Regions from separate parts of the Homo sapiens genome. Here region 2 is linked to region 1. Evidence: read pairs that join two places in POLR2A ChIA-PET (ENCODE). Cell type or tissue: PC-3. All regions are shown on one strand. Region 1 has its middle 16 kb from the start of CPEB4. Region 2 overlaps CPEB4 (cytoplasmic polyadenylation element binding protein 4).

Evidence for each region. ChIA-PET counts read pairs that join two places held together with the same protein. Peaks named below come from ENCODE experiments on the same cell type or tissue, not always from the same donor. Only the 100,000 strongest peaks of a DNase experiment are listed, where the experiment ranks them.
Region 2: POLR2A ChIA-PET joins it to region 1 with 10 read pairs; 15 of 35 experiments call an interaction of 5 or more read pairs at or near these places.

Annotation. Positions count from the first base shown.
Region 1 is chr5:173,870,320-173,875,319 of GRCh38, forward strand. No RefSeq gene overlaps it. Among named protein-coding and RNA genes, the nearest start is that of CPEB4, 16 kb to the right of the region's middle. RefSeq lists a silencer at 4,597-4,755. In PC-3, no CTCF peak of the experiment used is centred here; no DNase peak of the experiment used is centred here.
Region 2 is chr5:173,953,896-173,958,895 of GRCh38, forward strand. CPEB4 (cytoplasmic polyadenylation element binding protein 4) reads left to right here. Exons shown (of 10, transcript NM_030627.4): 10 at 2,015-5,000. The coding sequence ends at 2,242. Among named protein-coding and RNA genes, the nearest start is that of C5orf47, 33 kb to the right of the region's middle. In PC-3, no CTCF peak of the experiment used is centred here; no DNase peak of the experiment used is centred here; H3K4me3 peaks cover 426 bases; H3K27ac peaks cover 2,190 bases.

The DNA of each region.
Region 1 (5,000 bases):
GTCTCAAAAAAAAAAAAAAAAAAAAAAAGACAAGACAAGACACTAATAGAGCAAAGGAAATATACATAGAGTGGGGAGGGGGCAGGTGGGATCAGAGGGGATTTTCACGATATGTTACCACTGGTACTGACTGACCAGATAGAATGATTCCATGACCCATTGGAATGGACTCCAGCCTTTACATGGGATTTGGTGACTATCAGCTCATGGTAGAATAAGAGAAAGCTTCATGGAGGAGGTGAAGACTGAGCTGAGGTGTAAAGGGCATGTTTGTGAGGCAGGCATATTTGAGATGTGGCAGTTTCGGGCCAAGGGAACAGTAAAGGCAGAGAGGCAGGAGAGAAAGTCCATTAGGGGAACTATCAGGACCTCTCCATCGCTGATCCCTCGGAGGCCCAGAGTGGTCAGTAGGTATCTGTTGAATTAATAAAAGAATAATGAGTCAATGAATGAAGTGGAAAATGTGTGGTAGGGGGGCATAGAGGGTGAGGCTGAAGAGCAGCAGGGAGGCAATAAGATAGCTACCATTTATTGCAGTCTGAGATGTGCCAGAACTTTACGCAGATTATATTATTCTATCCTTCCCATCAGGGCTAGCTAAATTGTCTATATTGTATGAGTGAGGAACCTAGAGCAGTCCCAGGCACAGAGAGCGTGTTAGACAGGTATTAGTATTACCCCAGAGTTACAGATATGCATGTTGAAACTCAGAGAAATAAGGTAACAGTTTGTACAGCCAGGCCTTTCTGACCCCAAATCTCATTCTCTTATCTCAAATCCTAGAGGAGAGTACGGCCATTTAACTTACGTGAATTTTGCTATACACATTTGCGGGGGTGGTGGGAAAGGAAATTTTAAGAACATGGGCCATTCTTCTCATCATGATCTATGCCATGGAGTAAACGTGGGGCAGAGCCTGAATCTAAAAAGGTTGCCTTCACTCCTCTCAGTTCCTTTGGGCCTCTCATGGCCAATATGTCTAGGTGTCCACATGATTTCCATACAACAAAGTTCCTAAATGCAAGCCCCCTACTTTACTTGGGCTCAATCAAAGAAACAGTGATGTATCTGGTCCAACCATGGACATTAAACAATCACTCTTCCTGTATCATGCACATTGATAGACAAGTTAGGAAATTGTTGAAGATGATTTTTACAATATCAATGCAGTCCGTGTTGTCTTTGGAATGTACTGGCCCCAGGAAGGTGCAATTATGCCCAGGGCAGCCTCCAGGTTAGGAATGGCCAGCTGGTCTGTGGGTTAAAGACCCTTGCCTTGGCAGCCATCTTTGTGCCCCTTTGTGCTTGGAATGCCAAGTATCTTCTGATTTTCAGTGGCCAAAGCAACCAGATATTATCTGAAAGCCAATAGTGGTTTTCTCAGCTATGGGAACATGATGAAGACCAAAAAGACCACACTCTGGTGTTGTGGATGCCATCCCTTGGCTTTCCACCACCCTGGTCTTTCTGTGGTTAATTTTTGGCTCCCAGAAATGAAGGCTCCATAACAGAGCTGGAAAGCTCTCTCCAGGGCACGAAGGAGCTACCGAGCTGAGACCTCTCTTTTGACATCTGAACATCAGAACCTAATCAAGGATGAGGACCATTACTTGGACCCGTTTTTCTAAGGTGACTCAGCCTGACAAGGCCCTAAATAACATCCAAATATTATCCCACACTGGGAGAAAGAAAGAAAAATAAAATCAGGCTACTTCATCATTTGTCTCTCATGAATGCATCTTATGAATATTTTCCTTTAAAAGACTAATCTGCTGAGAACTTGGAAGAACGTATTTGTGTGCATTCATTAAGTCTCCAACTTAGAGGCACATTCTGGGACTAATTATTTTTTAACTAACTAATCAGCATGTTTCATTCATAAATTGGGATTTATCAGTATAGCACATGAAAGGAGAGAACATATTATTATTTTAATTTGGTTAATATGCAAAAACGTGCTGTGTTTGTAATGACCTGCTTTCACTGAATAGACACAGCCTGGAAATAGTAGCAGCTTCCTCTAATGAGGGTTCTGGCTCCTGGCCCCAGCTGCTCGGCACTAGAAACTCAGTTTGCTCTCTGACCCATCAGCGTTTGTGCTTCTCCGGTGAGGAGGCAGGAGTGATTTCCTCACAAGGAGAAAAACCAAAGGCCTTGTGTTTGCTCTGCTGATGGAACCAGTTACACCCGCTTTGTTAGTGGGAAGAAAAAGCATGGGGGTAGGGGCGGAGAGTGGTGGTTGGAAGGGGTTATCACACACACACACACAGACACACACACACACACACACACACACACACACACACACACACACACGCTCCCAGAGGCCCAACTCCATTAATAAGAGATTCCACCATAATCTAGTGATTCTTGTATCTTACTCTATTGCGCCCATCATCCATGTGCAGCTTGTCTACCATGCAAATAAGTCCTCTGTTCTGAAGTCCCTTGATAAAGGGATTTATTTACCAGCCTAAACTGGTTATCCCATTTGCCCCTGCAAATGTGTGGTTCCTCCTTGCCTCTGAGCTGTCACACACGCTGGTTTAGAGCCACTGAGCCAGGGCCTCAGGTTCATGCAGCCTGTCAGGAGCCTGGGTTGTCTCCCAGACCCCTGCAAACATTCGGCCCAGCTTTGAACCTGAATCCTCTTGCCCCTCTGATTCGGCTCAGCTTTGAACCTTACTCGTCTTGCCCCTCTGATTCGGCCCAGCTTTGAACCTGAATCATCTTGCCCCTCTGGCCAACAGCACTGCTCTGGACTCACCTAGAAGGGCAACGTGGGGCAGGCGTCGCCACTGGCCTTTCTGTGACACGCTGGAGTAGGGTCCAGCTGTATTTTTTCTGTCCAGCCCTGGTGCCAGCCTGCTGAGGTCTCCACCCAGACACATCCTGATGTGGCACATTCTAGAGCCAGGCGCTGCTTTTGTGTTTTAAAGGAGGACGTTTCCTCTTCTGTTTTTTTTTTTTTTTTTCACTGTAGAAGCTCTTTTTACATTCTGAAAGAAATACACATGCTCATTGTAGAAGATTTAGAAAAAGCAGAAAACTATCCATTAAAATTCAATCTATAATCCCACTAGCATGAGACTACCCGCATGCACACTGACATTTGGGGTGTTTGCTTCTGGCCCCTTGTGCCTGTGGCAGAACAGGTCTTCTCCAAGAGGGAGAGTGACCTGGGCTTCCTCTATTTGTGAAGCTCTGAGTGTGAAGCAATACTAAAACAGAATGAAAACCATTGTGCCGTATTTTAAATGTGTATATTCTTGATATATTGTGCACAGATATACTCTTGCCATTTATCATGTGACTCTTACAACAGTGTATCTGTGACTGTGTGTGACAGTGTTTAGAGTATTCCTGTGATTATTGTATAACTGCATTTACAGGTCACGTCCAAAGTCTCAATTAGTGAACATAAGACCTGGTCAAATGGCTCTCCTGGATCCCTTCCCATAACCCCATGGGCATTTGTACTTACATCATATCGGAGATCATACTGCATTCATATTTTTATATTTTGACTTAATACTATTTTGTTAACCTTTTCACAAGTTAATAAAAATTCTTCCACAGCAAGCTTTTAGTGGGTAACCAGCATTCTACTATGTAATCTTACTACCTAAGCTTTCACCCATTATTGAACATTTCAAATGGCCAATTTTTTCCCCATTATAAATAATACTGCATTGAACATCTTTCTGTGAAAATCTTTGCAACTCTCTGGGGTTATTTCCTTTGGATGGAGTCCTAAAAGGAAAACTAATGGGCCACAGGGTAGGAACATCTGAGAGTATCTTGTTTCATGTTGCTTGATTTGTTTCCAAATAGGTGGTATTGATTTATCCTGAAAGTTAGAACATTTTCACTATCTTATTTAGTCTTTAATTGCACAAGTAATTCACAGGAATACACTCTCCTTGTACAAAATTTAAGAAAGTAAGGCCTAAGTCTCTTTTAACCACCCCCTCCAATCCCTGAGGTAGCCACAGTTTTCAGCTTAACAAATGTCCTCTAACAATGCATTTATTTAGTTATCTGTGTTCTTACATAAAATTGCATTACCTATAAAGTATTAAAAACTTGCATACTTCTATAACCGTAGAAAATGTAGTATTTTTGTGTGTGAATTTTTTACATAAATGGTGTCATAATGTATAGGTATTATGTGACTTGTTTATTGCCTTCAGCTGTCTGTCTTGGAGCTCTTCCTTTGTGCATATAAATCTACCTCATGCTGTCTAACTTTCCATATGTTTCCATGGGCTACATATAGGCTACATATTTGGATCCTCCCAATTTTTTCATGTTTACAAATAGTGATGCAATATAAACACTTTTACACAAGCGATTTGAACAAGATTTTTCTCTACTTGAAATCAAATGGTATAATTACTGGGTCATGGGATATGCACACTTTTAATTTTAATAGATGCCAAATTAGGCTGGGCATGGTGGCTCACACTTGTAATCCCAGCACTTTGGGAGGCTGAGGCGGGCAGATCACTTCAGGTCAGGAGTTCGAGACCAGCCTGGCCAACATGGTAAAACCCCGTCTCTTCTAAAAATACAAAAATTAGCCAGGTATGGTGGTGTGTGCCTGTAATCCCAGCTGCTCAGGAGGCTGAGGCAGGAGGATTGCTTGAACCCAGGAGGGGGAGATTGCAGTGAGCCGAGATCACGCCACTGCACTCCAGCCTGGGCAACATAGCGAAATTCCATCTCAAAAAAAAAAAAAAAAAAAAAAAAGAATCCAAGTTGTAGAGGACATTTTAAATTACTTTTATTAGGAATATTCTAGAATGTTGTGGATTTGGGCTTAATTATCAAGGATGTAATTCTAAAGTGTTCTATTATGTAGGATGTCACCCAAAGGTCTTTTCATGTCTTCATTCATTCCCTCCATCTCCATCTGCTCTGGGCCCAGGGTGGCCCACTCACCTGCAGTACACAGTCAATGAATGCAGGTTAGGCACTTTCCCCTTCACCCAGCCCCA
Region 2 (5,000 bases), 84 kb after region 1:
TGTGGCCTGTGGACTGACCTCCAGTCTGTAAACTTAGTTTGTAGTGAGATAGGAATTTAGACCAGAATGTGTAATCAACCACATTACTGGGCACAATGTTTGGTCCAGCTGGCGATTTTTTTTTCATAGAAAGCCTTTATTGATGAGGGAAGCAATATATTGATTTATATTTTGGGGTCACCTTTTTATTTCATGGCACACTGGCACTTTCATGCATGCTGACTTTGATATCCATCACTCTGAGGCATTGTGCTAAAATAGATTGATTTTATCGTGTTGTTCTCAATTCAAGATGTAAAAATCATCAAGTCAGTAGCAGTTTTTGCTTTTTATGTTTCATGTCATGTACAGTCTACTTCACTGGCAGTAAAAAAATTTAAGATAGTGGTGGTCATCCTACAAACTGTGAATCTATTAAAGAGAAAAGTATCTGTTCTATTCTAAGCATGGGGGAGGGACAAGATTAGTATGTTAACATGCCTACTTTGTTTGTTTGAGATGGAGTCTCTCTCCGTCACCCAGGCTGGAGTGCAGTGGTACAGTCTCAGCTCACTCCAACCTCTGCCTCCCGGGTTCAAGTGATTCTCCTGCCTTAGCCTCCCGAGTAGGTGGAATTACAGGCATATACCACCATGCCCAACAAATGTTTGTATTTTTAGTGGAGACAGGGTTTCACCGTGTTGGTCAGGCCAGTTTCAAACTCCTGACCTCAAGGGATCCACCTGCCTCACCCCCTCAAAGTGCTGGGATTACAGGCATGAGCCACCCACCATGCCTGGCCTACTTGGTTTTTTATGCACACTAAAAAATACCTACATCTCACTGCCTTATTCCAACATAAGTTTCAGAGCTGTGGGATTGGTCATTAGAAATTCAGACTGAATTTGTGTTCCTCTGCAATGAAATCCTTTGCCCAGTGTTCATGTCACTCTGTAGACATTATGGAGCAGCCTAGAGGCCAGAAGCCCAGTGCTCTCCTTATGCCTGCTCTTCCTGGGCTTCGTGACACTCTTCTTCTCCTTTTGTACTTTTATTTTTTTAGTTAAAAAATTTTTTTTAGAGGGAGGGTCTCACTCTGTCACCCAGGCTGGAGCACAGAATCACAATCATGACTCACTGCATGTTCTTCTCCTTTTGTTCATGGCTAATCTTGGTCAGGATTCCTTGTCAGAGCTGGGTGGCACCAGTGCTGGTGACAGCCTGCTGTAAGGGAGTTTCAGCCATGAATCTCTCCAGACTAAAAATAACCAGCTCTTTTCTAGCTGATGAATTAATAACCAGGTGACTGTTAATGCTTGAAAGGTTCACATGACAGGTTGGCCGATAGAACGCTGGAACAGGCCCAGTTTTAGAAATTCACCTCTGACTTTTAGACTCAGGTGAACCATTCTTACTGAGAAAGAACAAAGCAGGGTTTTAGACTGTGAATCCTATGGCTGCATCTTTTTTTTTTTTTTTAACAGAGTTCCAGGTTTGTGATTATAACCCAACATGTGTACACTATAAATAGAAACCACGAGCCAGGCTTTTTACGACAGCTCAGAATCTTGTGACGCAGTAGTCAGGCATCTTCACACCAACTTGAATATTGAAGTGCAGTTGTGTGGAACTTGGATCATCTTAGTTGATTTTGTTTAAATTATGATTCCACATATGACAAAAATCCAGATCCACTAATTAAAATGAGGGTTTATGTCTATGAATAATCTCCTGTGGGTTTAATCTCATAACATTCTAGTCTAAACAGTTGGCTTCACTTCATGATGTCTGCTCAAATCCTTTTTCCTTTAAAGGATGTTTATTTAATAAGAAAAAAATGTAAAATGATAGATAATAAAAGCCTTACTAGGTTCTTAAAAGATGAACTATCCATATTTCAGTAAATGAATAATTAGTCCTTCCTCTTTGGGCACCTTGGAACAGATTCATTCAGATAGTGGGTGGAAATGTACATGTATGGTAAGCATTGCTGGCCTAGTCACTGAAAAATGTAAACTCTTATTTTTGATTGCAGGTGGAAGTTAAGCCATATGTCTTGGATGATCAGCTGTGTGATGAATGTCAGGGGGCCCGTTGTGGGGGGAAATTTGCTCCATTTTTCTGTGCTAATGTTACCTGTCTGCAGTATTACTGTGAATATTGCTGGGCTGCTATCCATTCTCGTGCTGGCAGGGAATTCCACAAGCCCCTGGTGAAGGAAGGCGGTGACCGCCCTCGGCATATTTCATTCCGCTGGAACTAAAGGATAACTGCAGTGCTCATTTTCAGGCCTCAGAATAAGTGCACTCTTCTGTTCATTCTGACCCCTTCCTCAACCTCTTCACGCTGGCATGTCCTTTTGTAGCAGTCTGTAACTTAACTATAGTATAATGAAAAGAATGACCTATAATATAGGTGTTTTGTAGATTCTTGTGTCACTGCAAACAATATGAACTCCTTTTTCGTATTGCCATCGGGTTGCATGGAAGTTTTATTCTCTTGTTTTGCTGGAAACCAAGAGGATCCAAACTTCCTGCAACATTTTCTTAGAGGAGAGAGAGAAATATTAAAAGAGAAATGAAACAATAGAGTATTTTGGGTTTTTAATTAAATTATTGTTAATAATATAACATATAAGAATACTTTTATTAAAATAACCATGCAACAATAACACTATCGGTCTATCTGACAGTTTTTCCCCCAGGGAAGTGCTTTTGCCTTTTCCTTTCTTTTTTTTTTTTTTTTCATCTTTTTTGTCTCTCTCTTTTTTCCATCCCTTTTTAATTTTTTTAACAGCAATGGAGGAAGTTAACAATTTTTAATGGAAAGAGCATGTTAGAGCAAACAAATGCATAAGCAAGACTGAGCAGCATTATAATTAATTTTCAGGGTTTTGAGGCTGAACATAATTTCATTATCCCTCAAAAAGTTACCACCACATCAGAAAAAATAAAAAAAAAATAGTAAAGTAGGCAGAGCTAGGTTTATTTTCTCTTAAACAATTTTTAAAATTCAGAATGTAAAAATTGGGTAAATTTACTACTGAGGGGAGTGCACTTATTTATTTAACTTACTTATCTGGTCAAAGCCCCAGGAAACCTACCAAAGCTAGAATTAATGACAACTGGTGGGAAACCTAGCATTTCCTCTCCTGAAGAATAAATGTATAAATGTTATTTTTGATGTTTATATATAAACTCTATATCCTAATTTACTAATACTCATCAGATGTCAGCCTTTGCTCTCCATTTTGACGTTAAAAAACAACAACAGATCTAGAGATACCTCAAGGATATCATTTTTGATTTTGTGTTACAGTACACTTGTAGCCAAAACTGGAAGACAAAACCAATATATAATTTGGCTGCTGATTGGCTTACTTTTAGATTTAAAGTTACTTTGGGTATCCTGTAATTTAGTTGTAACATAGAAAATGAAAAAACAGTTAAAAAAAGTGAAGTAGTTGCAAAGTGTTTTGCACTGTTGAACTAAGTAACTGTGTAAATCTGTGCAAAGGTACGTATGTTTATCTTACTCTTCCTATAAACTAAAATAACATTACAGTTTCCGAATTTAGCATGGGACATAGTCAGTGTTTGAAGTGCCAACTTCATCAAGTAATGCATGCTTTATTATAAATAAAATTCTAGCTTTGAAAGGCGTTATGTGTTGAACAGTATGCTTCAGGGGTAAATTTAAAATAGTCTCTTGAAGCCCTAGTCATGGAAGTAACTTTTATTTTAATTGACATTCTCTTATTAAATGCCCTATCCATCATTAAAAGGTTTATTATCAGTGGGCAAAACATGAAATAATATGATCGAATGGCAATCTTGCTAGTTGCGCTACCTAACAGTACCATCTTGGATCCTTCAAAACCAAAGACTTGCCCCAGCACTGCTGTGGAACCACCTGGCTTATGACCCCTATGGATGATCTTTAGGAAAAGCAGCCCTTTACTTTTAATACAGGCTTTAATGAACTATACCTGTTAAGTTCCAAAGGTCAAAATGGAGGCATTTGCTGTCTAATATTCAAACATAGAAAGGGAGCTGCTTTTAAAGAATTCCCTGCAAATACTGAAAGCAGTCATGCGAATGGAGGGTGCTCTTGTGTAGCTGGTCAGGGACTTTTTTTTCTTTTCTCCTGAACTACATGATTCTAATTGGAATGTTCATTTGCCTCTTTTTACTCTTTTAAATGCTTGTAGGTGGCTTGGGGTGTGCTATCGTGCTGTTCCTACTCAGTAAACAGGTGTGATGAGTTAACAAGAAATAACACTGTTTGAGAACTAGCTTTGAATAATAATTTTTCCCTTTGTACATGACCTGCTGAATTTCGGTACAGTGTTTTTGTAGCTAACTTATTTTGTCATGCACATAATGTATATTTGTTATGCACTACTTTTGTATATCTTGTTTTTCCAACAGTGAACATTTTTAGGCACACTTTTCACTGACGGGATATCTCTTTATGCAATACCTCAATTTTTCATATTGCAAAGAGTAGCTTTTTGTACTTTTATTACTGAGAGATCTTCATATACTTCATTTTTTAATATAAATAATTTTAATAAATTTTATTTTCTTATATTCTGCTTTTTATACATTTCAGTGCTCTGCATACATTTTAAATTATGAATGTCGTGCACTGGCAATGCTATTTTAGAGTCTGCAGAGAAGAGAAAGCATGTTGCTTAAACATCCTTCCCCAGCACCAGCTATTGGTGTACCTATAATTTAAGAAATAGTCTATGTAAAGTCACAAATTAATGAAAAAAATTCGCATGAAAATGACAGATAACACTGTAGTTCCTAAAAAAAAAATTAAATGCATAAGCATAAGGTAGAAATTAAAATAACAAAATTGTCTACAGCTTCTTACTAAGTTTTTAAAATTATTCATAAAATGCAGACATTTTTGGTGAATGTTTAGCCATTTTTAATATTAATAAATTGATGTTAAGTGTTTGATTCAGAGATGTCTGCTCTTTTAAATTATATATAAGGAAAAAAAATAGC